Regions from separate parts of the Homo sapiens genome. Here region 2 is linked to region 1. A link is an interaction called in ENCODE POLR2A ChIA-PET data of the cell type or tissue named here. Cell type or tissue: OCI-LY7. All regions are shown on one strand. Each heading gives the region's core, and the rest is flanking DNA. Links, peaks and the distances in the headings are about the cores only.

Evidence for each region. ChIA-PET counts read pairs that join two places held together with the same protein. Peaks named below come from ENCODE experiments on the same cell type or tissue, not always from the same donor. Only the 100,000 strongest peaks of a DNase experiment are listed, where the experiment ranks them.
Region 2: POLR2A ChIA-PET joins it to region 1 with 5 read pairs; 3 of 35 experiments call an interaction of 5 or more read pairs at or near these places.

Annotation. Positions count from the first base shown.
Region 1 is chr13:91,646,137-91,649,072 of GRCh38, forward strand. All of the region lies in intron 2 of GPC5 (glypican 5), which reads left to right. Among named protein-coding and RNA genes, the nearest start is that of GPC5, 250 kb to the left of the region's middle. In OCI-LY7, for the core only: no CTCF peak of the experiment used is centred there; a DNase peak (open chromatin) is centred at 1,405.
Region 2 is chr13:91,453,293-91,456,228 of GRCh38, forward strand. All of the region lies in intron 2 of GPC5 (glypican 5), which reads left to right. Among named protein-coding and RNA genes, the nearest start is that of GPC5, 56 kb to the left of the region's middle. In OCI-LY7, for the core only: no CTCF peak of the experiment used is centred there; no DNase peak of the experiment used is centred there.

The sequences.
Region 1 (2,936 bases), core at 282-2,781:
AATCTGTAGCCCAGAAACCTTATATTAGGAAAAAAGATGGTTCAGGTTATTTGAAGCAAAGTACCCTAAAAATTGATCTTTCCCTAAAATATGCAACCTGTTATCTTTAACAAATATTCATTTTAAAGCCATTTTAAGGATTCCTGATTTGGAAAAGGAACCCTTCTTATGGTTGGATGAAAATATATATTTTTTTAACATTTAAGGAAATGTGTTTTTACTGTTTGTTGTTATATGTAAAATTTACAATGAAATAAATTTTGTGTTATGGTTATCAGTATAATTTATACATCAGAAAATTAAATATGATTATACTATATATATAGTTATCTACATTTAGATACCTATCCAAAATTGTTATGATTTTAAATAATTAAGAATATAAATTATATTTTTTAAATGACAAAATGAAATAAAGAACTGCAAATTCTTGATCTAACATAATGGTTTAATGGCTTTATTTTCTTCAGTCAATAAAATATTTAATGAGCACATACTGTTAGCCCAGCAAGCAGGTAGGTAATCTGATACATAAAAGACATAGAAAGGTTGATTCTACCTTAAATATATGCTTCTGGTATAGCATATAAAAAGTCCCAAATCTACTCTACAAGACAACATGATCTAGGTGTTTGGGAAAGGATATAAATGTGATCAGAAACAAGACTTCAAAGAGGTATAGAATTCATGAGAATGTGTGCATGTGTCTGTCACAGAGCATGGGTGGATGTATGTAAAAGTGGAGAAGAATTAGGAAGCTTCTGTAATTCAAGTTATCAGTCATCATCAGACACTTTGAAAATATTAACTTTATTTTAATCTTTTATAACATCCATAAAATCATTATTATCCATTAAAAATAAGATATTAAAACAAGGTAATGAAATAAAATATTTATAAGAGAAACAACTTGCTAAGGATAATATATATATGCGTGTGTGTGTGTGTGTGTGTGTGTGTGTGTGTGTGTGTGTGTGAAATACATACCTATGGCATTCATTCATGTAATATTTAAGGGCTTACCCTGTTTTTTTTGTGCAGGGTATACATGTGGCAAACATTAATAAATATAATGTGCACCTCTGTATAAATCAGCCATGAAAGATGCTGATTGCTTCATGGAAAAAGTGCATGGTGAAGTTCTATAGGTTAGCACTGTCATCGACAGCAGGTTTCACATTCCACGCTTGACCCTGTTATTAAACCGATGTTTCTTGTCGTTATTTAAAACAAAAAGTTATCTCTGAATGTTTTATTTAATAGAACCTTTTAGATTTACATTCTATGTGTAGTAGTGATGGCAATGGCCTTGCAGACCTCCAACTCCAGCAAGCTGACCTGACTGAGGGCCCAGGCCCAGAGCTCTGACATCATTTCTGCATTCCTCCTGAGGCCACACCTTTCCGTGCTGCCCCCTGTCGGGCATCTGTGATGTGGCAGGGATGCTAAGTCTGGCCTGTTCCTAGGAAAAACGGGACTTCCATGACTACTGACTTTGGCTCCAGGCTGCCCTTACAGTTTTGCTGAATCTTCTTTAGACTACACAGCAGACTAGAACCTTTCCTCTAACCCTCCCTTCCTCTCTCCTGCAGCCTGGGTCATGCCTGTAGCATGGTCTGAAAGCTCTGCCAGCATTTCCTGGCTCCCTCTCAATTTTCTTTCATTGGCACATCCCCTAATAACATTCTTGCAAATTAGTCATTCCCATCTTGGCATCTGTTTCCTAGAGGACTCTTTCTAACACACTGTATAAGGGACTATACAACTATCCTCTAAAGAAACATATACACTTAAGTAAATTTGAGGCCAATAATGAGAGCCTGTAATCCTGTTCTCTGATTGCAGAGTCAGTCATGAAATTTGAAAGGTAATTGCTGCTGCTGCTAAAGGAGCCTCCTCTGTGTTGCTTTCTTTAAATTGTTACTCACTCAGTGGTGATCCCTTTTTCTTAGAACTTCTTAATAAGATTATATACTAGTGTTGTATGCTAGTATGAAAAATACTTTAGCATACACAGTGCTATCCTGATTCCAGGATGCTTCCCTTTAGCCTTTTCATTCATTTATCAAACATTTATTACAAATTGATTTTATGTCAGGCATGATCCTAGACACTGGAGCACATGTGCAATGTGTTGGGCATAAAGATTTATTGGAAGAGTGGCACTGTTTATCTTTCCATGAAAAGCAAAATGATACTGTTTTTAATTGTATTAAGACAGGTTTTTTTTTTCCTGGAGTGGAGAAGTGAATTAAGTGCCATTTAAAAACTAAAGTAAAATATGAGATTGTCACTCTTACATCTTAAACAACAGAAAATTCAGCTGTATTTTTTGATATATATAAATTGATTCTTCTTGAAACAATGATCCATAAGGCCTTTTAAGTTTCAGATTACTTTTATTATTTTATTTTATAACATATTTATTGTAAAAAGTAGAAAGTATAGGCTCACAGAAACAAAAAAATTAGTAAATTTTCTATAACTCTGGCATCCAGAAATAGTTACTGTTAACTTTTTACTGTATAGTCTTACAGATTTTTTTGCCATAAAACATACATACACATGCATGCACACACACACGTACACTCAGATATATTACCACCATTGATTTTCTCATAAATTTATTGAGCATCTTTCCTGTGCCAGGCATTGTGTGTGAGGACTGTGGAGACAGAGCAAAAGGAAAACATCCTTCCCACTATGAGAATCAGTACAACTTGAGAATCAGTACAGTGCGGTATCAAGAGTGTGGACTCTGAATATGGGATGGCTGTGTCCCCACCCAAATCTCATCTTGAATTGTAGTTCCCATAATCCCCATGTGTCATGGGAGGGACCCAGTGGGAGGTAATCAAATAATGGGAGCGGTTACCCCCATGCCGCTGTTCTCATGGTAGTGAGTGAGTTCTCATGAGATTTGATGGTTTCATAAG
Region 2 (2,936 bases), core at 155-2,654, 190 kb before region 1:
TTTTATCCTTTATGCTAACAGATACTGGTTACTGTAAAGTGTATAGCTATCGTATAGCTGCTACTGTAAAACTAAAGTATATATGTATATATATAGCAAAAGACACAGGATATAGTTAATATTCAAATATATTAATGAATATGAAGACAAATAGATTTATATAAATGTTACAATATCAAGCATAGAGCACATTAATCTTATTTAAGTCACTTCAGCTATACTTTACAGAAATGGACTATATTTAAAATTTTTCCTAGGAAGAATAAAGGCGTATTGCTATTTTTAACATTAAGAATTACTTGATCAAGATTAAGAGAACAGGCAGCCTAGGCTGGTAGTGTTGGGGAGACTTATTTCTATGTGTAGCACTGAGAGCAGATATACAGCAAATGTAAGTAAATTAACTATATGAATAAAGGAATGAATGAATGAATGGTACTTAGCAAGAAAATGGTTCAGAAATAAAATGAGAGATTCATTTCCTCTCTCCTCCCTCCCTCCTCCTTCTTCCTTTCTTTTATTCCTCTGTTGATGCATTTAATATATCTTTTGAGCACCTACTGGGTGCCAGCATCATTAGGTACTTAGATTGTACACAGTGTCAAAATGTTAAATCCATTATACTTTTACTGGATCATTCAGACTCCTAATATGCCGACATATTTATTAGTTTATTAATTTCTAAACTATAAAGGGGCACATGATAGTGTTTATGTCAGTGGCATGCTGAATGGGATTGCATTCTTTTCCTTGTTCAGTTTTAGGCAGTGCATGGTTTAGTGTGTTATCTAATACAGCAGCTATCAGTGCAATTGGTCTTTATTCAACTGTCCTTTATCTCTGCAATGTTAAAAATTGTTTCTTTTGAATCGGCGTCAACAGGCTTATATTAATTATGAGAAACCAAGCAATTTTCCTGTTCTAGATAAAAGTTGCAAGAGCTTAAATTACTTTTCAGCTGGAAATAAAGCTTGCTTCATATGAAATAATATCAATAGTAGAAAAATATTAACTATAGATCTAAGATCAGGTTTACTTTTCCAAGTTTCTTTTTTAAACTCTAAGAAGTAAACTTTTAGTTGTTTTAATTCTGACAGATGATAGTTATGATAATATCACCTATGGCTATGGTAATCTCATCTTGCAAGCACAGTAATTTGCTTATAGCTGGTGAAACAGTTCTTGATTTTATATTAAATACACTTTCAGTTAAATCTTTTCAATGTAAGAACTGTACATCTATTGGCTAGATGAATTGACATTTAATCAGATATTTATCATTTTGCTATTTGTTTTTAATTTTTGAAACTCAGAGCAGATACTCAGCAAATATAATTAAATGAACTGCATGAATAAATGAATGATACTTAGCAAGAAGACTTGTGAAATAAAACAAGAGATTCTCTCTCTCCTTCCCTCCTTTCTTCTTCCCTAACAGTAGCTAGTATCTGTTAGCATAAAGGAAGAAAATACATAAATTATATTTATATTCTCATTCTAGATTCACCTGCTTTTTAAAATAAGATATTCAATTTCTCAAACCCCTGGGCTCAAACTCTGTTGCTCAAATAATCCTCCAACCTCAGCCTCCTGAGCTGGGACTACAGCCATGCTTATATTCATTTAATCTTATGCAGAGGGAATCATAGAAATGACTCTTGAACGCTACTTATGTGTTGAGTAAAGGACAGGACATTTGGGAGATTACAACTAGTTATGTTTTTGAGATTAATCTGTGTGTCTATCTATCCATCCCTTTTATCCATTTAATTTGATTTATAAAATTCATTTTTATAAATATGTGACGTTTATTCATTCTTCTGTTGATGGATATTTTAATAATTTGTAACCTATTTTTGCACTTAAAATGTTGCAGTGAACATTCTTGATATCTCCGTGAGTGCTTGTTTCTCCAGGGTTCACACATAGAAGCACAATTGTGGTTTATAGGCTATGCACTTGTTTACTTTACTAGATATTTACTAAAATTGCTCTTCTAAGTAGCAAAACCAATTGAAACTCACTCTAGTGGTTTGTGTGCATTGTCATATTTTCACATTTTTCCTAACACTTAAGTATTGTCAGAATTTTAAAAGTTTTACTGAACTGATAATGATGTTGTATCTTGTTTTCTAAATGTGTGGTCCTCTCTGATTATTAGGGTGTCTGCATATCACTTCACATGCAGTTCTTTATTTTGTATTTTATTTATTTTCCCTTATGAATAAATCATACCAACATGTGTACACACTTAGAGGATGTATACCATGTTGTATTTTGTATGTATTTAAAATTTCTGTCCTAGGTACAGATATCACATTGGATTTCTACATCTTAAAGTTTTAACTAAAGTAATTGGAATTTCTTTTTATGTGCTATAGAAATCCAAGCTCCCCACGAAGTTTCTGCACATCCCAAGGCTTGCAGTCACATAGTCACTCCTACCTCTGCTCCCTTGCTTTTAAAAAATTTGCTGTTGTCTGCCTCTTTCCTGTCATATTAGCTGTATATGATTTTTTTCTCAATTTCCAGTTCCCAAAACACACACACATTATATACATGCAACCCACTCATGATGTATGTGTAAAATAACTTTTATGAAATGATGATTATAGAGGAAGACAAAGTCTAAAGACCACATACTTTCAATAATTTCAAATTGAATGTTGATTTCTATTTTTGCAAGTCTTTTTCAGCCCTCCAACATCAATCCATGAAGCCGCCATTCTCAGCTCATTCTCTCTGGCCCAGAGATCTCCCATTCTTGTGTGATACTCTCCTCTCCTCCCCAGATAGTGAGATAATGTATCTTCCAGTCTCTTACATTTATTATATAAGCAGAGAAATATTAAATACCCACCGCAGGGCTCTGAGGATGAATGTAAACTGAATGCTTTTTGATCAGCCTGTTGTCTGTTAGATATTTTGGGAGTAAC